7 separate regions of the Homo sapiens genome follow, and all the other regions are linked to region 2. Evidence: chromatin loops called from intact Hi-C (ENCODE). Cell type or tissue: endothelial cell of umbilical vein. All regions are shown on one strand.

What was found. A loop is a pair of places that touch in the nucleus more often than their neighbours do. Peaks named below come from ENCODE experiments on the same cell type or tissue, not always from the same donor. Only the 100,000 strongest peaks of a DNase experiment are listed, where the experiment ranks them.
Region 1: a loop joins it to region 2, with 6 times the contacts of the local background. A loop is called at or near these places in 3 of 110 quality-filtered maps.
Region 3: it touches region 2 in a loop (9-fold over the local background); 89 of 110 quality-filtered maps call a loop at or near these places.
Region 4: it touches region 2 in a loop (6-fold over the local background); 4 of 110 quality-filtered maps call a loop at or near these places.
Region 5: it touches region 2 in a loop (7-fold over the local background); 6 of 110 quality-filtered maps call a loop at or near these places.
Region 6: a loop joins it to region 2, with 11 times the contacts of the local background. A loop is called at or near these places in 89 of 110 quality-filtered maps.
Region 7: it touches region 2 in a loop (3-fold over the local background); 3 of 110 quality-filtered maps call a loop at or near these places.

The regions. Positions count from the first base shown.
Region 1 is chr7:120,582,135-120,586,134 of GRCh38, reverse strand. All of the region lies in intron 1 of KCND2 (potassium voltage-gated channel subfamily D member 2), which reads right to left. Among named protein-coding and RNA genes, the nearest start is that of TSPAN12, 270 kb to the left of the region's middle. In endothelial cell of umbilical vein, no CTCF peak of the experiment used is centred here; a DNase peak (open chromatin) is centred at 2,054; H3K27ac peaks cover 1,569 bases.
Region 2 is chr7:120,939,647-120,943,646 of GRCh38, reverse strand. No RefSeq gene overlaps it. Among named protein-coding and RNA genes, the nearest start is that of ING3, 9.1 kb to the left of the region's middle. In endothelial cell of umbilical vein, a CTCF peak has its summit at 2,348 (motif pointing right); DNase peaks (open chromatin) are centred at 1,576 and 2,236; H3K27ac peaks cover 2,896 bases.
Region 3 is chr7:120,790,194-120,794,193 of GRCh38, reverse strand. All of the region lies in intron 7 of TSPAN12 (tetraspanin 12), which reads left to right. Among named protein-coding and RNA genes, the nearest start is that of TSPAN12, 66 kb to the left of the region's middle. RefSeq lists an enhancer at 1,825-2,119. In endothelial cell of umbilical vein, CTCF peaks have their summits at 1,812 and 2,011 (motif pointing left); a DNase peak (open chromatin) is centred at 1,983.
Region 4 is chr7:120,724,098-120,728,097 of GRCh38, reverse strand. All of the region lies in intron 1 of KCND2 (potassium voltage-gated channel subfamily D member 2), which reads right to left. Among named protein-coding and RNA genes, the nearest start is that of TSPAN12, 130 kb to the left of the region's middle. In endothelial cell of umbilical vein, a CTCF peak has its summit at 2,464 (motif pointing right); a DNase peak (open chromatin) is centred at 2,577.
Region 5 is chr7:121,079,733-121,083,732 of GRCh38, reverse strand. The region is part of intron 5 of CPED1 (cadherin like and PC-esterase domain containing 1); the gene reads right to left. It also overlaps the pseudogene RNA5SP241. Among named protein-coding and RNA genes, the nearest start is that of CPED1, 93 kb to the right of the region's middle. In endothelial cell of umbilical vein, a CTCF peak has its summit at 2,210 (motif pointing right); a DNase peak (open chromatin) is centred at 2,212; H3K27ac peaks cover 413 bases.
Region 6 is chr7:120,803,852-120,807,851 of GRCh38, reverse strand. TSPAN12 (tetraspanin 12) reads left to right here. Exons shown (of 8, transcript NM_012338.4): 7 at 1,160-1,303. Among named protein-coding and RNA genes, the nearest start is that of TSPAN12, 52 kb to the left of the region's middle. RefSeq lists a silencer at 1,749-1,798. In endothelial cell of umbilical vein, a CTCF peak has its summit at 1,771 (motif pointing left); a DNase peak (open chromatin) is centred at 1,751.
Region 7 is chr7:120,400,465-120,404,464 of GRCh38, reverse strand. The region is part of intron 1 of KCND2 (potassium voltage-gated channel subfamily D member 2); the gene reads right to left. Among named protein-coding and RNA genes, the nearest start is that of KCND2, 130 kb to the right of the region's middle. In endothelial cell of umbilical vein, no CTCF peak of the experiment used is centred here; a DNase peak (open chromatin) is centred at 1,954; H3K27ac peaks cover 1,510 bases.

The sequences.
Region 1 (4,000 bases), 360 kb after region 2:
ATATTGTATGATACCTAAAATTTATAAAAATCTGACCACATAGTTCCTATATAGAAAAAACAATCTATAGAAATCAAGTCAAGTAGTCCGTAGCATTTTTTCTTGAGAAAGGATTATGAGAATGAGCTCAGGATTTACTGACTGAGCTGGACTGAGCCATATGACTGCTGAAGGATCAATCTTCAAAAGCTGCCAATTTTCCATGGTGAAACCTGGAGAATTTTCTCATTAATGTGGACTAAATGAATAGACAATGGTGGCTCACAGACACCAGGAAAGATCATCTAATTTCCTAGAGATGATCATTTACAGGATTAAGATTCATTATCATTGCGTTCAAATATTACTTTTGGTACAGGTCCCTGGTTCAAACAGCTGAGCACTGAGATGTGTCAGTGATCCTGTTTCTCTTTAGTGCCCTGGCCCAGATTCTTGATTCCCTTCCCTGCTTCCTGGAATTCATTCTTTACCTATTTATATGGATGACACCTGCCCTCTACTTATTTCCTACTCTCTTTTCTCCCCTTGATACCTAATGTGTGATCTCTGACCTACTTAATGTATGGTGCAAACTGATGCTCTTTTTATCTACCTGAATTCAGACCCATGCTTTCTCTACTATGTCCAAGCACCATATGTTTCTCTGCATTCTTTCCTCTATTCATTCTGTCTGCCCAAGACATGCCTAGGAAGTATGTAAGTTTGTGCACCTCCCTTTTCTCATCTGCTTAAAGAATTTCAAATCAGACCATATCAAACTCCTTTGTCAACCATGATGACTTTCTTTACCTTCACTATCTCCTGTCCCACACTCCACCCCCCATCCCCTTCTGTTTCTCTGCCTCTGTTCTTCCGTCCACATTTCCTTGAGAATCATCCAACCAAAGACATTTGTTCACAGAGGTGAGTTTTGTGATATAATATTTCCCAGGAGATTTTCTTTAAAAAAAAAAAAGTCTCTACACTCCCCTTAGGCACAAAAAGCAAGTGTTAGTAATGCCTTTATTATACTTGGTAACTCTCAAGAAGAGAGGCACACCTAAGTGTGTGTCAGGAACTACGAGATGCCTTCAGAGTTAGAAAAAGCCCTGTCTAAACTCAATCTTCTTATATGCCACCACCCCAAAGAGAGAATGATCATCCACTTGGAAAAAGTCACTCTTCTAATTAAGGCAAATATACTGAAAAAATCATGTTTCCCTATTTTTCTTCTTTTTCTACTGTTGAATTTTTTTGGTCATTTCAATGTCAATCATGATAATTAATAAGGTATTCTTCTTTTACAAACCCAATACAATTGCATATTTTATGATTTTTTTTGCTTTAACTAATATTGCATCTTTCACCCAAAGTGTGTGTGTGTGCACGCGCATGCGTGTGTGTGCGTGAGCACGTGAGTGTGCACAGTCTGCAGAATGTCACATATAGTGATATGGCAGAAAGTGGGTCCATGTATTTAGGATTGCCACTAAGGATTAGTATTGCTGTGAGTCCCATTATGCTTCTGTGAGTTCGAGGAATCTTTCTGACATGAAGATGTTCTGCAGGTAGCTAATTCCTAAATGAGCCCCTTTATAATGCTCCCCATGTACCTGTTTCAAATGCTAACCTGTTCAACTTTTTTTCACTGATAGTTTAGAATGACATTGAACATAAAATCCATTTTAGCTGCGTGAATGCTTTTCCTCTCACTGTGAAGACAGTCAGTTTGGAAAATTACAACATGAGTCACCTAAGAAATAACAGCAGGGATAGCAGCAAGGAAACTTTAAAATGCGCTGAAAGAGCCACCTGAATGTGAGACTAGAAATGATCAGTAAAAACCATGACCGAACACAATCAATAAATGACCCAGGCCTAGGGACAGTTTTAGATCTGCATGTAATGCTAAACTGCTGATACACAAGGGCAGCATATGTGTGATGACATAATTCAAAATGTAACTTATGCCCCCAAAGAGGATAGAAAGCATATTTATATTATTACAGCATGAGCTCCATATGTCTCTGTCAATTGTGCATTCCAGATGTTTACCTCAGTTTCAAGAGAATTTCTCAAGGGAATAAAAACTGATATGATTAACACCCTTTGGAATTTCACTGGATACATTAGCTACTTCCTTTTCTTCACTGAAATGGCAGTGTTGAGTCCCGTGACCTCCCTGATGTCCTGTGGTTGACACCTTCCCTGCTGAATTCTTCAGACATTAGGGTGGATGACTGATTACATTTTTGTGATTCTTTTTTTTCTTCCTCAAAGTTTAATGTCTCTCTTCTCTTTCTATATTGCTTTTTTTCACACAATTACTTTGCTACTTAAATTTTATGTGCTGAATTTTGTCCCCCCCCCCACAATTCCTATGCTGAATTCCTAACCCCTGTATCTCAGAAGGTGATTATTTGGAGATATCAAAGGACCTTGAAGGAGCTAATTAAGTGAAAATGAAGTCATTAAGGTGACCATAATTTAATATTATTGGTGTCTTTATAAGAAGAGAACATTTAGACACAGAGAGGCACAGAAGGAAGGCCATGGGAAGACACTGGGAGAAGACCGCCATCTATAAGCCAGAGAGAGACCTCACAGGCACCAACTCTGCTGACACCTTGATCTCAATTTCTCTGCATTTTCTCCAGAACTGTGAGGAAATAGATTTTCATAGTACCCAGTATATGGTACTTTCTCATGTCAGCTCTAACAAACTAATATAAAACACACACACATATACATGCTCCAAATCAACAATTTGTTGTTCAATTTCAAAAACTGACTAACATTATATCCACATTATAAAATTCATTAGGAAAAAATCAATATTTGAATAGAAATTTGGGATAGAAATGAAAATAGTCATCAAGAAGAATTAGCAAAACTGGCGATGAATGTGTCGGTGGGTCCTGCTCTGTAGGATGTGTTGGTCTGAGTGGAGATCTGAAACAATGGATAAAGAGCTACGCTGTATTCCTTATCCATGCTCCTGACAGTGACTGAGTACTTATCCACTAACCTCGTGATTACAAGTATCTATACCATCTTAACTATGAGTAAGAGACTCTGCCAGAACTACTGGTTACACTGTAAGTGTACAATATACTTTCTGTCCTTCAGGAGCTGATAGGGAAGCTGAGGAAACAAGATATGTGCACATAAAACATACACACACACACACACACACACACATACACACACACAGAGCAATGCAAACCAGATAGGATGAGAAACTAATGTCATAAGCTAAAGAAACTACAGAAAGTCCTTCTGAGAGTTCTATAGGTGTGTAGTAGCTAAAAATGAGACTGGAAAGGAAGAAAAATATATGAATGATATAAATAATAAAATACCTGCTGGGCCATAATTGGGCCCAAGGATAAAACAAAAACTGACCAAGAGATGAAGAGATGGTATCAGCGGAGAATTATTTAATTATATATCTTAGAATATATTTTTTTATAATTGTTTAAAGATTTGCTTGGGTCTATATCTTGAGGGAAAAGCCCACTTTATGGAATGGGAGGATGGAGAAAGAGGCAGAGGAGGGGTAGTCAGAGTACTTCAAAGAGACCTAAGGCCTTGCAGCAGACAAATTCTACACCAATCTAAGGTGTGGTGTGAGCAGAAAGCGGCCAATAGTAGAAAACACAGCAGGAGGTTGAAGGAAAACAACCACTAATTTAATCAACAAATGATCATTGTGTCCTTAAAACAGTTATCAGTACAGAAGGAGAGCACAGTTTGACTATAGAATATTAAGAATGAGGAGAGTATATATAATGGTCAAAAAAAAGGAGAGAAAAACTTAATTGGGAACGTTTAGATTTGCTAGAAAGGAGGAAAATGGAAGAGGTGCTAGTAGGAGAAGGGTTACTTGATTTTTAAAAAAAATCACAATGGAGAGGTCTTGGGATCTTTTAGGGACAGCGAGGAGGAAGTGATTAACACTGCTGTGGAACTGGGGCTCAGAGTGACCACAGGCCAAGGTTCTGAAAAAATCTAATGAGAA
Region 2 (4,000 bases):
ATTGAATGAACGAATGCATGAGTATTAAGCACTAGTTCATAAGATTCCAAGTTCAGAATAGAGAGGGCAACATAAAGTTGTCATGATTGTTAACCATTAAGCTCTGTGAAGAAAATGGGATTCCAATTGTCATCCAAGTAGCTGGACTGGAATGCTGAGAAGAATATTCTAAATAGAATTCTTTGAAGAATTCTCAAATACAGAAGTAGGTCAACCCCCTTCACAGTGATTTTTAATTAGGCTAACCTAAAAGGATAGGCAGAGGGAAAATGAAAGTAATATGGTAATTCATGAAGCTCTTTATTTTTTAAAAAACTCTTTGAAGTTGTAAATATTAACATAGCCTAATAAATAAGACATCTAGGGAATTTGAGAAATAATATTACTACAGTCTATTTCAGTAAATGCTTACTGAACAACAAATACCAATAATACAAAACATGACCAAGACACAGTCCCTGTTCTTGCAGAACATATAACATTTTAGGACAAATAGATGGTTCAGGAAATGATTTAAACATAATGTAATAGATGCTATGATATGGTGAAATTTTGAGGAAGGGACTAGATGATTCATCAAGAGGAATTTACATAAATTTTATTGAGATATGGTAGAGTTTTTTTAATGGATAATGACCATATTGATTTAGCAAAGGGAAAAAGTGATAGAGACCAATATAAAGATGCAATACATAAAATATCTACAGGTCAGACTTTGTAGTCATTAAATACCATGTTTTTGATTACTAACTATATGTTAATATGCGGTATGCACAGGGATGCTAATCAGAATATTTACACTGGTACAACCCTAACCAGTTGTTAAAATGTTGAGATGCTTCTAAATAGCAGCTGCTCTGAGCCACTGCAGTGTCTCATATCACCCTGTCTGCGCTGACCCTTCCTATGAGACTTTCTGGGCCTCTCATTATGTAGCTCCCATGGAGTTAAAACATGGCACCCCAGAACTTTGCATCAATAAGGCCAGCCTCTGCTATATGATTTGCTAATTATTTTGGATATCATTCCTGGATACATTATGAAGTGAAACATACATTATGTCACAACACTGTGTGACATATGATAGTACTTTTGAAAAAAAAAGGTATATGTGGATAGATAGATACATGAGACATATTTATAATTTAGGCTTCATCTACATTTTAGAAGTTAACAATAGTTATTTCTGAATGATGGTGGAATTTTAGGTGATTGTATTTTATCTACTTCTATATTTTTCAAACTTTAAAATTGTTTTATAATCAGAAATATATTGTACGCACACAAACACGAAATGAAAGCAATGGGATTGACAACCTATGTGGTGTTTTGTGTCTTGAAATTTTTTTAAGTTCTAAAAAAATTGGTCCAATATTTTGCAACTATTCTTAAAACTATTTTATTCTCAAAAGACTTTCATGCTGGGTTAATATTGCTGTCAGGGTCCAGATGGTGTCCAAGTGTCAAAATAGGAAGCCAAGTCATTAAGCAAATGAAGCATTTAGGATTCTGAGTCCTATTACCGGCCTTGGGTCAGACGCATAAAGGTCAGGGATCTGGGGGAAGCAGATACACAAATAGGAAATGAGGTTAAAAACATGTGGAGGAAAGAATTAGTTGCCAAGACAAATCCTGGAACATGGGGCAACATTCAGAATGCTAGGTTAAGGTCATCTGAGGTAGCAGAAATAGCGTAATTCAGGTTTTGGAATTAAGTAATTGTAGAGACAGGAGTCTGTTTTGGATGCCAGGTGAAGTCCTGTTTGTTGCACATAATCACCCTGGGATGATTGTGTGATGATGGCAGGAGAAGATGTTACTAAGAGGATAGCACCATCAGTGTTTTGGTATCATTTGAGTAGCTTAGTCATCTAGTTCAACATGTGAGGGTGTGTTTTCAGAACTAAATTGATGGAGTAAACAAGTAATTCTGTGTGCCATCCAGGTATAGCTTATAAGTGGATCCATGGGAACAGATAACATTGTTTGATGCCTAGGGCTTTGATTTGTAATGAAACCGAATTACAGATAGAACTGCTAACCTATAGATCAGTGGTTCTCAACCAGGAGTGATTTTGCCCTTCAGTGGATATTTGGCAATGTCTGGAGACATTTTAGTTGTCATAACTTGGGGAAGTACTACTGGCATCTTGTAAGTAGAGGCCAGAGATGCTGCCAAAATGTCTTACAATACACAGTACAGCCACCTGCAACAAATAATTATCAGGACCCAGAATGTCAATAATAATGAGATTAAGAAACTCTGCTGCAGATTGATATTATAGCTGAAGAATACTCAACATTCTTGGGTTAGTGTTCCGTGCCTATCAGTCACATTGTCATTTCCTTAATCAATGTTGGTTTGAGAAAATTGTACAGTAGAGGGCAGTGATAAACAAATTTTTGTGTTATATTATCATTTGTCCTCCATAGATTTTTTTTCCCTTTTTCTACTTCTCCAATTTCTAAAACAAAAATAATAGTAGATGCAAAACAATAAAACAAAATAATTTTGTATGTTTTAGGAAAAAACACATTTTATGCAAAGATGTATTAAAGATTTTAAAATACAAGTTCCACAGATACAGGAACCATGACTTTTTTACCTTCTTAAGGTATATCCTGAGTACTGATATCTCCGATGTTTTACTGTTTTTTTTGAAAGAAAAAAAACCAATTGTATATAAATATTGAGAAAGTAAAATATATCACCTAATACTAATGTATAGTTGATCATAGTTTTATTAGTAGCCTGTTCTAGTATTTTATTATCTTTATTTTTGTACTGCTGAGCCCAATACTCTTTACTATAATCATATGTTCTTTTGTAGTTGATTTTGTGAAAGTCAGAGGCATTTATTCTCCTTATATTAGTACTCTGTGTGCTTAAAGAACTTTTAAAGTGCATACTTAGTCTTTTTTCCAACTTATAAACTCATCAGAAAAAACAAAAAGTCAAAGGTAGTTTGATAGGCCATTTTAAAAAATTCAGTACTATTACCCTTACTCTTGGTTTATAAAAATATTATATTTATAGTAACAAATATCATGGTAAAAGACCAGTAATCTGAAATACTTATATTCTAAGTGGTCATTTAATTGTCCCCCCAATTTTATTATAAAATTAAGAATTGACAGATGATAGATATTTTTTCAGAGTAGTACATGAATGTAGTAACAAAGTAATAGTGTAAAAGAGCTTGTGGTAAAATGCAGCAGACTCCTGCCCTATTCGTCCTCATCTCCCTTCCGTTCCCTGGAGGTAATTACTATTTCTGTTTTACATTCTTCTGACAGTTGCCTTCAGAAGTCAAAATTATATGTTTATAACGTTCTTAATTTGTTAATTGTAGATGAGATACATTGCTTCTTCTATGATTTGTTATTTTATTGGTTACAATTTTAATGTTAATTATGTATGTATAATCCTACTACTAACTCTAACACAACACTAACTCCATGATTTTGAGACAGGCTCTCTTGACTCCTCCTCAGAAGATAAAGTTATTAGAGCGCCTAACTTTTGTCCTATCTTTATCTCCTCCCATTCAATTTTCTACCTCCTTTAACTATCCTTTTACATTGTCATGTTTGCTAATATGTTCTGCTCTGTAACAAGATTACCCTGGAGTCTTTATTGGGATGTCTATAGGATAACTCTAAAAGGTTAGAAATAAGTAACATTTATATCACTATGACTATATAATTTTTTTAATACTAAGGCAAAGAACCATTTCTTCTGGGGGTTTAATATTACAACTGTGGGGCAATTGAAGAAAAATGTTTTCAACACCGTTTTATGACACTCCATCACATGCTCAAAATCATGCCACTTTTTACTTTGTTTTATATTGGGACCATTAATTATTACTCATTTTCCCTCTGTTTTTGTAGTTTGTAATTTCTCTGTTTTTCTTTTGTTACATCCTCAGCTACCTTGTAATTCTCAATCATGCCATCTACTCCATTGTCTCCAAGAAAAAAAAATAAGTAATTGGTG
Region 3 (4,000 bases), 150 kb after region 2:
CTCTGTATCTTTTAAAATTGAATTTATTAAAGGATATAGGGCAGCATACAACAAAAATACAGTAAATTAATAATAAAATATAAACAGAATTGGAAAGTCAAAGTTAAAGGAAAGAGTAAGCAGAGGTGCTTAACATGAAGACAGACAGTTACTGTGGTTGAGTGTCCTGTTTGCCTCTCAGCTTTCTGACAGCTCAGGTGAAAAGGAGGTACAATCATCACCATAATTCTAATGTTAGGAGAGCAAACATTCTAACCTCAAAGGGAGCAAAATTCTAAATATTTTATCAAGTGGGATTTTATATCTACTACTTTATCGAGAAAAAATATCTTCAATATCATTTTTCACAAATTTTATAGAGCAGTTTCTTATGGTGTTTTCCAATACATGTCATTAAATACACCTTGGTGGAAAATAATATGCAAGGGCATAAGTTAATATATTGCAAGTTGGCATATTTTGGTGACCTGGTTTGACGGATGGACATACAGTACTGAGATGTCAACTGATTTCATTTCTTTTAGACAACTTGTAGTTGACACCTCTTTTGGAGATACTCTTGATAGAGAAGCATAAAATATATAGTTTAATGAATTCTGATGACAAATTTGAGGACTGAAGTTCTGCCTTGTTTGAGGAGTTACCTGTATGCTTTTTAAACAAAATGAGGAAATGATCACCTGATATTTTGCTATATAAATGGAGGAGTCTAACTAGGTAGGACCTTTGCTTGGAACAAAGCATACTTGCCTACCTGAGTGTGAAGATAATCTTAAGGGACCAGTGATCTGGAAGGACACCAAGTCCCAACTATGTGATGTGTCAATACAATTGCATGTCTACATTTCTGGGCAACCGAAAAAGCTGTTTTGTCATTGGAATCCAAAGTCATTTTCAATAACCTTGATTGTCTTAATATGTCATTGCATTTTATAGTTTTTTAAAGTTACAAATCAATGTCATTTTCAAAGAAACATTGACAGAATCAACACAGTCTAGAAAAGGATCAGCAGAATGATTAAGTGTACATATTTGGAAAACTTGAAAACTAGGACTATTTAGCCTAGAGAGGAGAATAATTAAAGAGAAAGGGATAATTGATTCTTCAGCTATGACTGTCTACCTTATGGAAAAGGGAAGGGTTGAGAGCAGAGTTAGAACCAGTGCATCCTTACAAAGAAGGCAGGTTCCAACAAGGGAGTGCTTGTTAAAAATTAGTGTTGTTCCGGTGTGGACAGGGCTGTCTAGTGAGGCGAGGAGTCCCTCTCATTAGAACTGCAATTTCATTCATTGTTTTTTTATTCCCCTGTGAGTCATACTTTGTTTCTTTGCATGTCTTATAACTGTTTTTCTTTAAGAGAACAGGACATTTTAAATAATATAATGTGACAGCTCTGAAAATCAGACTTTTCCACCTCTCCAGCGTTTGCTGTGTTTATTTGTCGGTTCGATGGCATTTTCTAAACTAATTCTGTAAAGGCTGTATTCTTTGTCACATGTGGTCATTGAAGTTTCTACTCAGTTAGCTTAGTGGTCAGTTAATGAATGAACAGAGATTTCCTTAGATGCCTAGAACCAGTGAGTCTCCCGGCCTTTACCAAGGGTGCACAGAGCTTCAAGGTCAGCCAGAGGAGAGATCTCAGGATTTTGCAGGTCTTTCCTGGGACTATGCACAGCCCCTGAACCTAAGCACAGCCCTATTCATGTGTGTAACTTTCGAGATCTCCACGAATATGTCAGAGCTTGTCAAGCCCCCATGTGCACAACTGTTACCAACTGCCTCAGGCAGCCTCAGAGATCAATAGTTACCTCTAACTGTCGTTGGTAACCTCCTGGGGAGGGAGGGACCGGAGGCTGTTCCCTAGTCGAGCTTCAAGTTCAGGTCAAATAAAGACATCCTCCTGAGTGGGGTCTTCCAGGCCAGACCAGCCATACAGTAGCAATCCTCCGGGAGAGGCGCCTTGAAGGAGCTGCAACCCCATTCTGCGCCCTCTGGTGGCGGCTAGGCTGCCAGTTCTCACCAGGATTGCAGGCTCTTGGCTTTCTAGTCAGCTGAGGGGAGCAGGGATGGGAATAGGGCAAATGATAATTCCATAGCACTTGCTGTTCCTAAGAGATTCAGCAGCTTTTCGTGAATAAACGCTCCTCAGATTGCCGCAAGACTTTGGTTAATTTCCAGAATTCTAGAAAAATTGAGGTTAACAGGTTTTTTACCAGTGTTTTCATTGATTATATGAGTAGAGATTCTTTGGAGGTCCTTCCCATGCCAGTTTTGCTATGTCACTCTACAAGTGCTTTTTTGCCATGTTTTTAAAAGATAATAAGTTGAATTCATGACTTCCAAGGACCCCTCCCATTCTAGAGTGTTCAGTATTAATAGGTCTCATTCCCCAGCCATCCTAGGTGATAGAATTTACTGTACCATTTTAAAAATAAATGTGATTGTTTAAGATAAACTGAAATAGACTTTAAACAGTGCCAAGATATGAAACATGATAAACTGTACTTAATTATCAACCTCTGCCTTGTTTTATTCACAGATTTGAAAAGGAAACATTACTTTTCTGGCACAGTTTCTTAGCTTAAAATGAATTAGTCTAAAGAGGTAGGAGATCTTAAGCCAATATAGATACAATTTAAGCCCCAGAGACTATTGAAAGGGTAAAAATCAAGTAATTGACTGACAGCATTTCACAGAGTTGAATCATCGGCATATATATTTATTGAATGGCTTACTTTTTTGAATAACTAATACATTGTTATTAACTATAGTCACCACGTTGTATTGTAAACCTCTTGAACTTATTCCTCCTAACTGAAATTTTGTATCCTTGAATGGTTTACCTCTAAATCTTTTTTTTTTTTGAGACAAGGTCTCCCTCTGTTGCCCAGGCTGGAGTCCAGTGGGGCGATCTCAGCTCACTGCAACCTCTGCCTCCCGGGTTCAAGCAATTCTCATGTCTCAGCCTCCCGAGTAGCTGGGATTTCAGGCATGCACCACCATGCCCAGCTAATTTTTGTATTTTTAGTAGAGACAGTGTTTCACCATGATGGCCAGACTGGTCTCAAACTCTAAACCTCAAGTGATCTGCCCGCCTTGGCCTCCCAACGTGCTGGGATTACAGGCATGAGCCCCCACACCCAGCCAGTTTGCCTCTAATTCTGAAATCTATTATAATTATTATTACTAAAATATTAATATATTCATGCTAATTATTCACTAAAAGTCCATTTTTGTACTAAGTACCGAGCACATAGGTAAGGAATCAGCTAAACATGATCCAAGGCTGTTTTATATCAATTTCTTCAAAGATAGATGTGAGAAAATAGTGCCACATTATTTGGTAATGATGTTAAATGAAGTTGCCATGCAAATTAATTTTCCAGATGTCTGAAGCCAAACCTTTTTAACTTAACAAATTTTGAGGTGACTCTTCCCGAACTATGTAAAATATTTCTCTGCTTCATCAGGAAGCTAATGATCTAATGTCTCAGGAGCAAGTAATCATTTTGGACAGTTATCTCATTGTCCTGTAAAACAGTAGCAGCCACCTTGCTCTGTGCAGAAGTACTCACTGGTGACATAATGCTGTGCTTCTGGTGTTTTCATACTCTTTCATGAAGTGTTGTGCCTCGTACTTTTCCATTAATATCTGCTAATCATAGATTTTCCATCTATTTTTAATTTGATCTTTCTACTTTCTAATCTGTGAACTGACACATCAGACAAGAGATTGTACCTACTGGGTTCTTAACATGTATGAGGCACTATTCTAAGTGTTAAAATGTGTCTGTGCATTTAATCCTCCCAACATCTCAGACAGGTAAGCACTATTATCATCTATGTTTTTAGACAAGAAAACTGAAGCACAGAGAGATTAAGTAACTTGCCCCAAATGACATAGCAGTTCATGATCTTAACCATTATACTATACCGTTGAAGTGGCATCGTTCCTCTGGGGTAATACCCAAGGTTAGTTGTCTTAGGCCAAGGAAATCA
Region 4 (4,000 bases), 220 kb after region 2:
CAGTGGTGCCATCTCGGCTCACTGCAACCTCTGCCTCCTGGGTTCAAGCGATTCTCGTGCCTCAGCCTTCTGAGTAGCTGGGATTACAGGCACATGCCACCACACCCAGCTAATTTTTGTATTTTTAGTAGAGAAGGGGTTTCACCATGTTGGCCAGGATGGTCTTGATCTCCTGACTTTGTGATCCACCGTCCTCAGCCTCCCAAAGTGCTGGGATTACAAGCGTGAGCCACCGTGCCCGGCCCCCCATACTCTTTCTACTCTCCCCTGCTTCTAAGTTTTCCTTCTTTCTCCTATATTTACTATGTCAGTAGAGCCACCAGTTTCCTTCTGCTCCTTTTTCACCCTGGACATCTGCCAGACCTCATGTTTATGGCTCCCTTTCTTCCTCATATCGGTTAAAAAGGTACAACATGGAAGTGCCTTTTGCATAAAAATGTTAATTCTAAATTTGCGTACTTCCCAAAAATACTGGCTAAAATTTTATATTTTGCCAAATATTGAAGATTATTTTGGGTGGAAGACCAATTCCTCAGAAGAGATTTAAGTTTTGGCTATTAAAGATTTGTCTCAAATATTATCAAAAATTTTCATGCAAAGTTCTTGAATTCTGGCATGCACTCTACTTAATACTAAATCTCATGAAATCTGATTAATTCAGGCAGACAATGCATCCATTCATCCATCTATCCATCTTCCTATTTATCAAGTAATATTGATAGGTTGAAAATATGCATAATTTTAAAACATAATTCATTGTAAACCAAATGTTATTGACACCTTACTAAATATTTCCCTGTTTAGTATTTCTTCAGAAGTTGCATGACTAGTTCAGAAGTTGCATGATGTGGCTGTCTTTATATCTCAAATGGAGAAATATTTCCTTGAATTTTCTTACACCATCTTCAAACAATACTGTTAGCTTCCTAGTCCTATTCATATAGTTTCTATTTTTTCTCTTTTTATTTGATGGGTATAAATGTATGTTCATTTGATAGAGTACAAATGTTATATGAGGCAAATCTCCCTAGCTAATGCGTGACTTTCCATCTCTGAAAGTATGTCCCACACACACTAAAAGATAAAACAAAAGTCATGTAATTGATAAATAATCATGAAGATAGAAGAGATCCTTGTACAACAGGAAGAAAATTCTGATTTTAAAATAAACCTTGATGCTTACTGTAACTCAATCTCTCACATTATCTTTTTCATTTTTTACAAGGAAAAATTGTGAATTACTAGGTATAAGGAATAGAATGAATGAACAGATCCTGTGCAGGTGCACAGAAGTTCAGGAGCATTCTGTACATTGTATAGGGCAGTTGCTGGTTCAAAAAAATGCTGCATTTCAACTACTACAATAATTAAAAGAAACTCACATGGGACATGAATCAGTATTTGGAGTGTAAGTATTTGAAAAGCAGGTATCCTTTAAAAAGTTAGATGAAAGTAAGTAATGTGTATAATGCCCCGGTGAAAGCCGTTAGTTGATTATGTGTGTACGTCTATGTGCGTTTAAATTATTGACCTATCCACTGAATTTTTCTCTTTGACCAGAGTGTTAGTCTGAGAGGTCTAAGAAACAATTTCTTCTGACCTGGAAGCTGGATCACTTTGTAACTAGTAATTCTACCCCTTAGGGTCTGAGTATCTATGTTATTCATGGATTTTCTGCCATCAGCTTGGTATTCTAGAAGGATCACAGTTTGATGGATGATTTTTACAGTAGCTGTAATGTTTGCAAATAGCAAATGACCTTTTTTTTGAGTGTTGTTACATAACACCTGCTTGTGGTATTGAACTTGTTTGCCAGAGGGGCCCTGGTATTACTTCACAATAGGCAGATTTCTCTTTGACATTTTAAAATCGATATTTGCCTAAAAAGTTGCCTTGATTTTGTCTCCACCTCTCTTGCCTGGAGGATCAATTACTATACGATCAAAGCCCAAGAACATTTTTTTTTGGATCAGCTAATGTATGTAGTTGTTTAAAGTATTCTGCGTTATTTCTTGTTTCAGCCAAATTATGAGCTACTGTTAACTTTTAACAGTGTATTTTAAAAAAACTGTTTCCACTATTCACAGCATTAATAATCTTAATTAGCGCCCACTAAATGAAAGCGGAAGCTAGAGGATTCCACACCCTAATTAGAGATTTTTACCTCGGAGTCTATGAACTTTCAAGGAGTGCGTGGATAAATTCAAGGGAGTCAGGGAACTCCATGATACTATATGTTTTCATATGCATTTTCATGAAAAGTGTTTTCACAGGTGTTATTAAATTATCCAAAGTGTTATAGCCCAAATAATGTTTAAAACTTCTCATTTGAATACTTAAGATACTTAAGGGAGTATCGATGTTAAATATTGTCAACATAAAGAGTCTGAACTCACAATGCACGAAGGAATTGCTGAAAAATATCAGCATTATTTTACAATTGCAGAAATACCAAATACCCGCTAGGGGGCATAAAAACCTAAATGAAAGTTTGGAAACAAACCAGGTCTTTGCTGGTTTTCACAAGCTGAGAGCGAGAAAAGTATTTCCAGTAAATTGCCTGTACCGATTCCTTATCTTTTGCCTGCACACATGTAATATTTAGGCTGTATTTTGGGCATCTTATTCCTCTGGAAATAGTTGACCCCTACCCCACAAATTTCATAAATTATCTATTTTCAAGGTGTTTCCAAAAAGATGCAAAAATAATTCCGACAGCATTTTGTGTTTCTTTTACAAAGATAAGTAATTTTCTCTAATGCTAGGTATCGCTAAGGCACAATTTTAAATAAGAAACCCTTAATTAGGACCCTTAGTGTGAAAATTACATGAAATTAAAGGATTAAGATTTGTGTATAGAAAAGAAAAAATCAAGGAAAGAACTAAGATGATTTTAGCACATCTACTCAACATTCTCAACATTTATACAGTAAACCCTCAATGTGGGATTTCAGCAGGGCTTACTGACTGCGTTCTTTAGCTTGTGCTTTTTTAAAAAAACCAAATTCTTTCCTGTTTCCTATTTTTTTCCTCTTGCTTTTAGCCTATTATATGATTATGGCAAGGCTTTAAAGGTTATAAATGGAACATATGATTTTGACCTAACATTCTAATGAAGTGTTTTTTACCTAAATGAATGTCATCAGTAAAAGACTATATAGTCTCCTTTACAGAATATTTTATGTTCAAAATATGCCTTTCAGAGCCATGTTTTTAACACTTTATTCCCTCATTTTATAAAATTATGATTTTTAAAGAAGTTATGAAAATAGATGTACAACTGATTACTGAGAGGTACACATTAAAAACAAACAAAAAAACCCACTAGGGACTGGCTTTCCCAGCTGTGGAGCCACCGGAAATATTTTCCTGTGCTTTGAGTTCCTAGTCTTTGTTGCCTGGAGCTATCCTTTCACTCTCACATATCTGTGAGTCTGGTCATGTCATTCTCCTGCATAAAAGCCTTCAGTGTCTCTCCATCACCTGCAGGAAAGAGCCAAGCTCTTTAGCATGATAACCACAGCTCTTCATGACTTGGCCACCTCATCCTCCACTGTTCACCCACATACACCCCATAGTCTCACTGGAACAAATAACTTTCTATTACTGGAATGTACTACGTCTTTCCATTTCTGTATGTCTTGTAATACTGTTCTTTCCAGAATATTCCTCTTGGCACTCCTACTGCATAAATCCTTTGGGTAATTTCCAATTTCCATTGATGAAGCTCAAATGTCAATTCTTATTTAAAAACTTCCTGACAATTTTATCTCTATCCAATAAAAGTATCCACTCTCCCTTTGCTATGCCTTCAATGCTACTTGCAACTGAGAGAGTAGAATTAGATTTTTACAGGCCTATCTTCTCTTACCAGATCATGAGTTCAGTGAGGTCAAAGATCATGTCATTGTTATAAACCCAGGTCTAGCACAGACCTTGTCCAGTGCTGAGCAAATAATTGGAACCAATAAATATTTATTGCTTAAATAAATCCTTCAGG
Region 5 (4,000 bases), 140 kb before region 2:
GAAGAAAAGCGAAGCACAAAGAAGGTACAACTTGCCCAAGGACACTGGGATATCAAGTGGTCAGGACAGGATTTACACATACGCAGCCTGGCTCCATCTGTACCTCCCTGCTATCCTCCAGCACCTGTGCAATCAGGTCAAAGCAATTACTCATTCTGAAAACTATTTTCAACAACCATTAATTCCACAGAAATCACATATTTCCCATAAAATATAATTTGGCTCTACTTGCATTCATTAATTAACATTCCCAGATTGGTGCTATACAAACCAGCTTGGCAGCACAATCAGTGAATTCTAAAGACTATCATAAACCCTCCCAAGAAGACCAGAAGGACAGCTTCAAAAAGCTAGGACAACTAATTCTTGGCCCTTCCAAGTGCCCCATGTGGGAGGGGGTCACTATTATTCTGGAGGCCCAGAGCTAATGCTGGTGGTGGCTACACCCACATCTGACTCATCATGAATCCCAGGCATAAGACTGGACTGTAAGGTTTGCATTGGTAAATTTTCTATGCTGCCTAGAAAGGCTGTAGATGGTTTGCAGAGCTGAGTCTGGAGTAGGCACATCAGAAAAGAGGTAACAGAAAAGGGTAAGGAGGACCCTCAAGGAGGAGAGTGCCAGTGAGAGCTGAGGACTGGAGCTTCTGACTCTCCCAGGGCTGTTCATTCCCATCTGCTGTTGAATGCCCTATACAAACACTAAGACAAAGCAAGAGAAAGACAGACAGTCTTCTGCCTTCAGCACATTCACTTAACTTCTGCTTATGCATAAATATTATTATAAATAAGAAATTTAAAGGATCATTTTAGTTGATGAAAGAATAATAAATAATAATAGAATAGGTAAATTCAGTTTCTCATTAGGCCTAGCTGAAACAATTTTCTTTAAATAGCTCCTTTCTTATTTTCTTATTTATAAGACAGACTTAAAATACAGTATAGTGGTTCAAGTTTATCACAAAGTTATAGCATAATACTTTAGATATGGATATGCTGCTTTACAGCTGTGTAGCCCAGAGGTTCTTGAAGGCTTCATTTACTCATCTAAAAAAGGCATGAATATATCTATCTTACAGATGGTTATCCTATAGATGGTTTAAAGACAGAAGTGTATAAAGTGCCTGACATAGTGTCTGACATATAAGTTAAAAATTTAATGTCATCTCCTGCTTTATTTTAGGGTAATCTATCTATAAAATAATCCTGCAGCATAAAATCATAAAGCCCACCATAATTATCTAGAAAACAAACCAAAAACAAGTATTATGTTTTTTGATTATACTCAACCTCTTAATTGTACTTACTTGCCTATTTCTTTCTAAATCAGAATGCCTCAAAAAAGCACATTATATATTATTGTGACAGCTTTATGTTGAGGTAGAAAACAGAAAACCTCATTCAATTGCTTTCTGCAAATCAATCCATGGATATCCAGAGTAATATAGACATAATCTCTTATATATTATTTTCATAGACTCATAATATTCTTTTATAAAGCATTTTCATAACTCTATAAGGAAAGAATGGTCAGTTTAATTATTTCCATTTTACAAGTCTAGAAAAGCAGCTCAAATGGGCTAAGGACTTTTCCCAAAGTTGCATGACTATATTTAGCAGCTAGGTGGAACTGGAATTAGGTTGCTGCAAGCCTGGGCCATAGGATTCCTGATTTCTGCCATCACTGTAAATTCCTTCCTTTAGGGTTAAAATTCATATCAAAACATACATACATACATTCTCATAGATGCTCAGAAATAGGTGGGGCAAAATGCGCCATGAAAAGGCCCTCTCAGCTAATGTGGATGAATTAACTGCTATAGAGGGTTGAAAGAAGGAAGTGTATAAAGTGCCTGACACAGTGTTTGACATACGATAAGTTCAACAAATTAATGTTCTCTCCTGTTATTATTTTAGGGTAACATCTATAAAATAATCCTGCAGCATAAATCATAAAGCCCACCATAATTATCTACACAACAAGCCAAAAGCGAGTACTAATTATGCTTGTTGACTGTACTCAATCTCTAAGTTGCACTTACTTGCCTATTTTTCTAAATCAGAGTACCTCCTTTTGGGCAAAAGTTGGCCTTCTCAAATGCAACACATTTGCTTGTGAAATGAGTATCAACACTGGGATTGCACAGCTGCTCTAACCCTATGATGTTAATGAAAGTGACGCAGAAGAAAAGAGAAAGTTCCATATTTCACCATTAGATGGTGCTAGGAGAAGTGGAAAGAAAATGGTCTTAAAAGTTATTGATGCAATGAATCACAGGATTTGAATGGGGTTTTCTATATAATAGAGTTCATGCTTCTCTCCCAGAAAGGAGCACACCCAACCCATCAAAGAGTAAAACATCTTCCAAAGCTACCCTATTTATTCAGTTAATTATACTTCTGCCAGACATGTTCCTTTCTAACCACAACTTCAAATGCAAATGAAAGACTCTAAGATTCTATTAAGGAAAACGAATGTATTGCACTTCGTTTATAGTTTGCTGCAACTCTCATTTTGAGTCTTTATCAATATATTTTTCAACAGGATGTGTCAGATTGGAAGAGGCTAGACGCCTGTGACAATGCATTTATCCTACTAATATTAATTATGGTTAAAATGAAAAGTAAATTCAAGAGACTAGTCATAACGAGCATCACCTTTCCATGAGTAACATGTTATATACCATACAATTTATGGAGTTCTGTGCATTTCAGCTAATGCATCACTTTGGTGGGCTTTTATTTTCTAATATTGATGATATGTTGCAAATCAGAAATCAGTGCATAGCCCTGGACTTCTGTGAAAATAAATGAAAACAGCCTTGAGCACTGCAAACTTACTATTTTTCTTTTATAACACTTGTAAGTTTCTTGTTGCTCAATATCTGTCTCTACCACCAGAAGGAGACTGGAAGAGTGATCATCTTGAAGTTCAAAACAGTATATCCCCCAACACCAAACTCTCTCCCTCCCTCTCAATCTCTTTCTCTCTGGGTATATGTATGTGTGTGTGTGTGTGTGTAAAATGAAGGTTTTTAAAATGCATAAGTAAATAATACAAATTACAGTACAGTATAGTTCTCTTTCACTTATTGGTTTTATTCACAAAGCAGGTATGTAAATTTTAGGGTGAATTTTCTCCACCTCAGCAGCGAACTCCTGGAACTTGATTGTACTCTGTACCCTTAACTCAGTCTTCATAATCCCCAGGCAGAGCCCCTGATGGCTTCAAAATAAAAAGTTTGACCACTTCTGCAAAAAAATTCTCATTATTTTGAAGCAAGCAATGTGTTTTAGAAATCTGATCCAGGTTTCAGATTAACTCCTAATATTTCTGTTGCAAACATAATGGTTCAGGAAGAATTTATTGGGGCAAATATCATATCACAATCACTGGGCGATGTATTAGTTGAGGAAGATCCAAACAATTGTAATATACTTTATTTTATAGTATACTTTATTCTCACAGGCTATATAGTGAGACATGGAATATGTCTACACACAACTAAGAATAAACTATTGATTAATAGACTCAGGCTAGGTGAACAGGATAACCAAATCTGCAAAGTAAAAATATGGTATACTACTCAGTGTTTATTATGTAATGCAAAGAAATCCAATATCAATTGCTTGAAGTTCATGTGTTAGCCAGCTGTTTTGGTATTATACAGACACACTGCTACACATCTATGTTTACCATCTACGTGAGTAAACGGGCCTGCTGGAGGGATTTAGATCAAAAAACTGAATATCTTTCTTTTCACTTCTTCAGTTTTGGTCTATTGAAAATCAGAATTAATTGTCAGAATCCTACAAATTATCAGCGTGTTACCCAATGTTGCCTCTAATTTCTAGTGGCATTTGGCACAAGATGACAAACTCTCTAAGTGAAATAGGTAAGTGTCTGTACAGGACAACATAAGTATAGAAGTCAAACACCAGAAACATAAAATTTCCCAAATCAGTTTGACACTGGGGTCTTCGAAATTTACTCTACCAA
Region 6 (4,000 bases), 140 kb after region 2:
AAAATTTCAGTATTACCCATAGCTTTCAGTAATTCGTCATTTATAATACTCTTAAGATGATTTTTTTTTCTGTTTAAAAATCAGACATTTAGGCCAGTGTAACAACGCAAAATACTTTGTGGTATTTTCATTGTTTCCTTTTGCATGAGAAGTTCGGAATTCTTCAAAGTTAATTTTAGTTAAATTTTGAAATGGTGGGGGATTGTGATATTTTATGATGCAATGTCAAACCTGGACATAGATTGATCTGTTGGACTGCATAATTTGCATAGCCAGTCACTCTTGGCAAAGTTCTCAGTGACTGCCCATAGTCCTTGTTTCTGGCTAGAGGGGAAAGAGCAACCTCCTTCTCCACTCAAGGACAGAAAATTATTCATCATAGTTAATTGTTCTGAATCTAATCTATAGAGGTCCTTAAGCAGTGTTTCCAAACCTTGATCAGAGACAGTTTTTGCTAATCTTTGGAGAAATAAGATAAAAAAGTAAAAATGTCAGTATAGTTTTTCTTAAATCCAATTTTATTCAAGCTAAAGGCACACACACCATTTCTTCTGAGATTATGGTAATAGAATATGAACATTTATTTCAAGAATCTTACTCAGTTGAATAAACACCAGTTGGCCAGACCTATGTTTATTTCTTAAAGTTTTTGGATATTTTACTAGCTAAGGAATCGATGTCTGCTAACTTTTTGTGATGTGGGCTTTGGTCAACACATGTTTTTACAAAGATTACAGAAACTTTTAATATAATATTTGAATATGTTGGGCAATAGAAAAATTTGATTAACTGGCCTTTGGTGGTTAGAGGTTTAATGATTAAAGTGTCACCTACTTGGGTTTGTTAGTGTGTATGTTCAATCTGTTGCTATGTATAGTCACTTGTAGATGAGCTTACAGTTAGGGAGTGAGTCTCAGTCATGCCTGATTTGTTTTTATGTGTTATGGGCATTATTACTCAGAATACTTCCATTATGCAATCGTTAGCCATGGTGTTCCTTTACTACATTTCTATCATCAACATAGACTGTACATATATCATTAGGTGATGACAGATATAGCTCTGGGTACAAAAATTTTAAAAAACTGATGTTTAATCTCCTATAAGTTAAGAAAATATTTTTGTGGTTTCTGAGGCTGACTAGTGATTTTTTTTGCAGTTTAAGTGCTGTGGAGTAGTATATTTCACTGACTGGTTGGAAATGACAGAGATGGACTGGCCCCCAGATTCCTGCTGTGTTAGAGAATTCCCAGGATGTTCCAAACAGGCCCACCAGGAAGATCTCAGTGACCTTTATCAAGAGGTGAGGCCATATATGGTTAATTTATTATGGATAAATGTTTTCTTAGGAATAACTTTAAAGAATCAACAATATGCCAATGAAATTTTCCTTCTCTGTCTAAATGTAAAAGGCCTTAAAATTTTTCTCTAATATGGGGAGAAGCAGAAGAAAGCTAAAAAACAATATAAAAATCTAAACATTAATCACATTTTAATAAAGGGAAGTGGGAAAGACCAGGTTTTGTAATTAATTGGATTTTGAACTGTTTTGTTTTGAATCAAGTTCCTACTGCTTGGGGATCCTTTGAAACAGACACAGGCAGAGTATGTAGCTAACACTGGATGTGCAAGAAGCAGAGGGTTTGGAGTTCCTGGACAGAATACGTATTTTAAGAGCCTCCACATAGACCACCAACACATAGAAGGGGAAAAAAAAGAACCTCTCCAAAGAAAATGCTACCATGCTACTCTCCAGCTCCCCCTGCTGGCTAATGATTAGTGATGTCAGTTTTAGTTCACTGATTAAGTTTTATGCTCAGTGGCGGTAAAGTCAATCCTCATGTGGCCAGGAAATTTACATACTTGTGTTTTCTGGGAGAATTGATCAGAATAATCAATTACTCCATTTTAGCAGAAGTTTTCCTATTCATTCATTTTTACTGATTATTTTCAGACTTTGTTAGCAGTAAAATTCTATTTTCAGATTAAAATCTAAGACTGCACTGTCCTCTACAGCAGCCAAATAGCTACGTGTGGCCATTTGAATTAAAATTAATTAAAATTAAAATATCTGTTCCTCTGTTGCACTAGCTACATCTCAAGTGCTCAACTGCCACTTGTGACTAGTGGCCCCTGTCCTGGACAATGCAGATGTAAGACATTTCTATCATCACATAAAGTTTTGTTAGGCAGTCTTTATCTAGAATGGAAATGTAAAATGTGAATCAGATAGAAAGGAAACTGCTTAGGCTAAGGGGTTGGGATCATTCCCCACATACACCTCTTGTCAAGTACCTGGTATCACAAGGCACTGCTCACACTATTCATAATATAACTCATGTATATATAGTAGGGCTATAAAGAATGAAAATTTAAAACAAAGCAACAGGATTTATAACACCTGCATTTTGATATATTTCAAGGTGGTTATCTTAGGAGGTTATGCTTTTTATTCCTAAGAATACTACCATTCAAAACATCTTTTAGACTCTCTGCCAAAGGCAGTTGTTGAGATGGGCAGTCAATTTATATTGTAAATTAATTAATTTGGATGTTGTAATTAATTAAAAGAATGCTGTACTACCTATACAAGTGATCCATTATATTCATAGATATGAGTAACTCTGGGCTGTTACTCATATCTCAGAAGACAAGAATATGTCACCATTTAAGGATATCCAAAATAAAGTGCTTTGGGCTCTGAAGGCATGCCCCAAAGGAGAGTGCCAAGTATTTTTTAGGAGTTTAAAAATTGTTATAATTTCCTAGAGCTGCCATAACAAAGTCCCACAAACTGAGTGGCTCTGACAACGTAAATTTATTGTCACAGTGTTCTGGAGGCTAACTCCAAGATTAAGGTGTCAGCAGGGTTGATTCCTTCTGAGGGCCATGAGGAGAAATCTATTTCATGCTTCTCCCCTAGCTTCTGGTGGTGTGCTGACAATTTTCCTGGTTCCTCGTCTTTTAGAAAAATCACCCTGATCTGTTTCATCTTCACATGGTGTTTTCCTTGTCTGTGTGTCTCCAAATTTTCCCATTTTATAAGAACAACAGTCATATTGGACAAGGGGCCCACTGTCCTCCAGTCGGACCTCATCTTAGTTACATCTGCAACAATCCTATGTTCCAATAAGATCACATTCTGAGGTACTAAGCTCTTTAACATACGAATTTTGGGAGGACATAATCCAACCAATCACAAGAATTATTCAAACAGTTGAATAATTCAGGCTTTTTATTTTAAAAGATGATCAGAATACTTTTTGTCATGCTCACACTGCTGAGAAGCATTATGTTTGGATGTTATTGTTTTATACATACTTTGTTTAGAAACATTTGGCTTTGAATGAAAAGGAATATACAAAATATAGTTTATTGAACAGAAAGTTGTTGTAGGTTAGTGTCTGTAGGTTCTTCAGTGATTATGGCACTGAACCTAGTTCTTTTGTTTTGGGTGAAAGCTGAATATTGGCTAGTGTCTGTAGTAGGAATCATCAACTAATAAATGCGGCAAACTCCTGCTTATTCCATAAAACGGAAAACAGTACTAATATTTCTGAGGTAGTATTACATATAAACATATTATGGATATTCAAATATACTATAACTTACTATTAGACATTAAAAGAACAGATGGCTACAGTATAGTTAGAAGTATAGATGTGTAAATTGAAACCTACCAAATTTCCTAGTGTGAATTGTCCATTTGTTAGTTTTTACTGGTAGCGAGTCAATATGGACAATTATTGGGCCACAACATTATGGTATAATTTGTATCTGCTTTAGTGATTAATACTGATGATATGATTATAACTACTATTGATCATGAGATCAACTTACCGGATCTTCCCATAAAGTCTGAATATGGACTAATTCTCTTCAGTTTTGCTTTATTTAGCTGAAGACTGTTCCACATTAAACATTTAATATAATTTTATTGTTGTAAAACTGCAATTCATCCTCACTGCTTTTCTTAGATTGTTTTCACTAATAATACTAC
Region 7 (4,000 bases), 540 kb after region 2:
CATGTTTAGATAATCCAACAAGCTATAAACAGCTTTTGTAAAAATAAAGAAATGTGACATTAAGAGATGTCACAAATGTAGAGATGTTCAGAATATGCTGTATTCAACCAGTAATGCTGCAAAGGTTGGAAAAAATGACATGTACTAATGAAACCTATGGCACTAATGAGAGGGTCTCGTGTCACACAGTATCATAAAATCTTCCCCAAGGTTCATTATTAAACCATGTTGATGATGTCATTTTTAGTAAATTCAGGAGTGACTCATTCCTGGCTGACAGGTAAGTACAGATACTGTTAAGTTACCTCTAAAGCCCTGTCAGTAAACTTGTCAGAAAATAAAACAGAATGTCATTATTAGTAAAACAAGAAAGCCCAAACTCTCTAGTTTTTTTGTCTTAATAAACTGAAATTTTATGTGTGGTTTCTGCTGAAATGTTAATTTCCAAGCATAGTTTTAATGAATATGCTTTACAGAAAAAAAAATCATGTTTGTATTTCACAATAAAAATTCTGAAAATGATTTTCTTCACATTAGTCTCAATGTGCAAAAATACCTTGAGATTCTTTTAAAAAAATCTTGTTATTTTAATTTTTTTTATAGGCAGAAGAAGAATTAAATTTCTATTTCACTAAACAAAAAACAGTCATTGTTTATATCTGGAAAAAACATTTTAAAATGTCACTCTGATCAATAAAATTAGACATATGTGTTGTTATATAAATGTATTTTCTTCCCCAAAATTATTTACTTGTATTTCATGTTGTTTTAATTAAATTAAAAATTTGAATGTGAAATTGTTTTCAATTATAAGTCTTACGTTAAAAAAAAAAATCACCTGGCATGGTGGCTCATGCCAGTAATCCCAGTACTTTGGGAGGCCTAGGCAGGTGGATCATTTGAGGTCAGAAGTTTGAGACCAGCCTGACCACATGATGAGACCCTGCCTCTTTTAAAAAGACCAAAAAAAAAAAAAAAAAAATTAGCCGGGCCTGGTAGCCATCGCCTGTAATTCCAGCTACCAGGAGGCTGAGGCAGGAGAATTGCTTGAACACGGGAGGCAGAGGTTGCAGTAAGCCATGATCGCACCACTTTACCCCAGCCTGGGTGACCGAGGGAGACTCTGTCTATAAAAGAAAAAAAAAAAAAACATGAATAATAGGGTGATTTGACTAAATTTCTGGGCCAATCTGTAGCTGCCATCTCTTCAGACATCTTCTTAGCTGGCAGAGGGAGAAGAGTATCCTCTTCTCTCAGTCACAAATTCTCTCTTTTAGGAACTTGGAATTGGGATTAAGATATTATAATTTGGTTTGGGTTAATCCCTGGAAGGGAGAATTTGTCAACTCTTGGGAGCTTGGGAGCTTTGGCTAAGTCATCTTTACATATGGACAATGCAGGAGAGAAAGCCAGACTGTGGAAAGCAAAAACGTTTAAAGTTCAGACACATTGTTATGTAAGTTCAGTATCTTCTGTATTTCCAGTTATGCTTCCCAAGTTTACTTATTACATACCAGTCCCATTATACATTCTTGGCTTAAAGGATTGAATATCTATTCTGTCACTCAACAGTAATAATATAAGGAGATTTTAAAAGAAGATGTTTAATCTTCATTAAGATTTTAACCTTATCTACTGCAAGCTCCCTTGGTCTAATCATCTATTCAAAATATGTAGATTATGTAAGCAAACTATGTCAAAAAGATAATATAAAATTAAATATTTGCAGGTTCATTTTAAGTCCCTGGGAACATTTTTAAAAGTACACTGGAATTTATTATCAAAGTTCTTCCTGTAAGAAACAAAATGAATCATCTTTAGAGGGAAATGAAAAATTTCACTCTCAGGTACAGAAGCATGTGACTAATACTCTGAAAATAGCAACTAGCTTGGCAATAACCAAAGAAAGAAACTACTGCAACATTAATCCACATAGTGTAACTGACTTGATACTGCCTCCTTCAATATCTTTCATATCTTAAGATAATATCCACTATCGCCTGCTTCAACTGAGAAAAAAAAGTTAAAAAAATTAAAAACAACAACACTTAGGTCAGAAAATAAATGTTTATCGTTTTCAAAAGCTGGAATGCATTCAGTTACTACAATCATTCCGTTGTACTCCCCGTTCTTTGTTTTCTTAGCATCCTTTTTTGTGGGGGAAGGGATGCACATGGGAAGCTTCCTTAATTTAAGTTCCTTTCATCTGAAGATTTCAAAAGCTTTGCTGATGGCTATTATTTACAGTAGCTGAGTAAATGGGAGCACAGAGCCAATGGGAAGCTATAACTATTCTATAAATGAAATACAAAGCATTAGAATCTTGTTAAAACAAGTCAAGATGTAAAATGTCTTAGGCATTCTGCTTCATTCTGAACTCATTTTCCGTTTGTTAAAGCAATTCACCATTTTGTCACCCTTTTCTTACATTCTTATAACAATAACAATTTTGGTTACTTATTCAGAAATATTGAGCCATCGGGCCCTAATTTTGTTTTTAGAAATTAAGCCCAGCTGATGTACTACCAATGAGGATATACTTAAAAAGAGTGGTGGGGTATGTATAACAGTATGACATGCAATTTCAATGTGCTTTAGGATATAAGTTATTCAGAGAGAAAGAAAGGATAGAAAAATAAGTCTTAGACTCAAAATTGATGGAAAACTGAATACAGGAAAGTGCTACTATAGGAAAGGGATAGAATAACAAAGCAAATCTACAACAAGATAATTTTGGACAGAAGGCTACTAAGACAACAGATGAGGAGAAGAGTTGTGTCAGAGGCAGAAATGTGTGGCTAAAGATGGGGGGAAGAGGACTGACGCCTTATAAACACAGTAATATTTCTAATAATGAAATATCTATCAAAGCTTTTGAAAGCCACAGCTCCCATACCTGGTCAATCATCAAAATCACCTAAATAGCTCATATATATGGATTCCCACTGTGTGCTCCCTAGAAATACTGATTTAGTAGAACTGGCTCAGAGTCCATAAATTTGTACAGTATTTTTAAAAGGTTTTATGGTGAATTAGAAAGTATAAATGTTTTAGATGTAACTTTCCACAATGGGCAGTACCTCAAAAGCATATCTAACTCTGGGAACAGCACATACTTCCCTAGTTCCCATTTACTAACATGAAAAAGGCAGCTTAAAATAGGAACTGAAAAAAGACAGGTTTGTCTTGAGATTAGATGTCACACTCAGGCCGTTTTTTGATGTCAGTACAGCTGCATGGTCTGTATCTTGAGATGCTACCGTGCTATCTGTCCTAGATTTTTTGCTCCCTGCTTTTCTCTCAGTTTGAACCATGGGATAGTGACACCAAATGCAGTCCAATTGGAACACTGGATCCATAGGCTGTCCTGTAATCTGTCCATATTACCAAATTTGTCTTTTACCTTCTACTCATGCTGACCTCACAAATCTAAGAGGCACAGAATCAGAGAAGTTACCAGAGTGCCCCATGGTCACTTTAGGTCTTCTTCTTCTTTTTTTTTTTTAATAGTACATGCAGTGCTCATTTAATTTGACCCTCTTTATTCACAATCAATTAACACTTAATTGCCCAAAGATTTGCTAAAGGTTATCTGAATCAAGAAGTTTTCTTGATCTCATTAGTGTTATTTATATCAATATTTTTAAAGAGTGATCTTTGCTCCAAATGAGAAACACTGGTGTCCTTGTTAGATGCACAGTCACAGACTGCATAGCCTACTGAATTAGAATCTATGTGTGCAGGAGTTAGATATCTGCATTTTAAAATGAAGTTCTGCACATAACTTCTATGCACATTAAAGTTTGAGGATTGTTGGTAAACACAGTGGTAGTTTAATTGATTAAATAATTATTTACTTTAATTGATTAAATAATTATTTACTTTATTAATTGATTTCACAAACAATTTGTTGCTTTCTAGGAGCCAGTCATTTAACAGGCTATGGGAGTATAAAGACAGTTTGAAAAAAGTGTATTACCTTCCAGTGGGAAAGACAGAC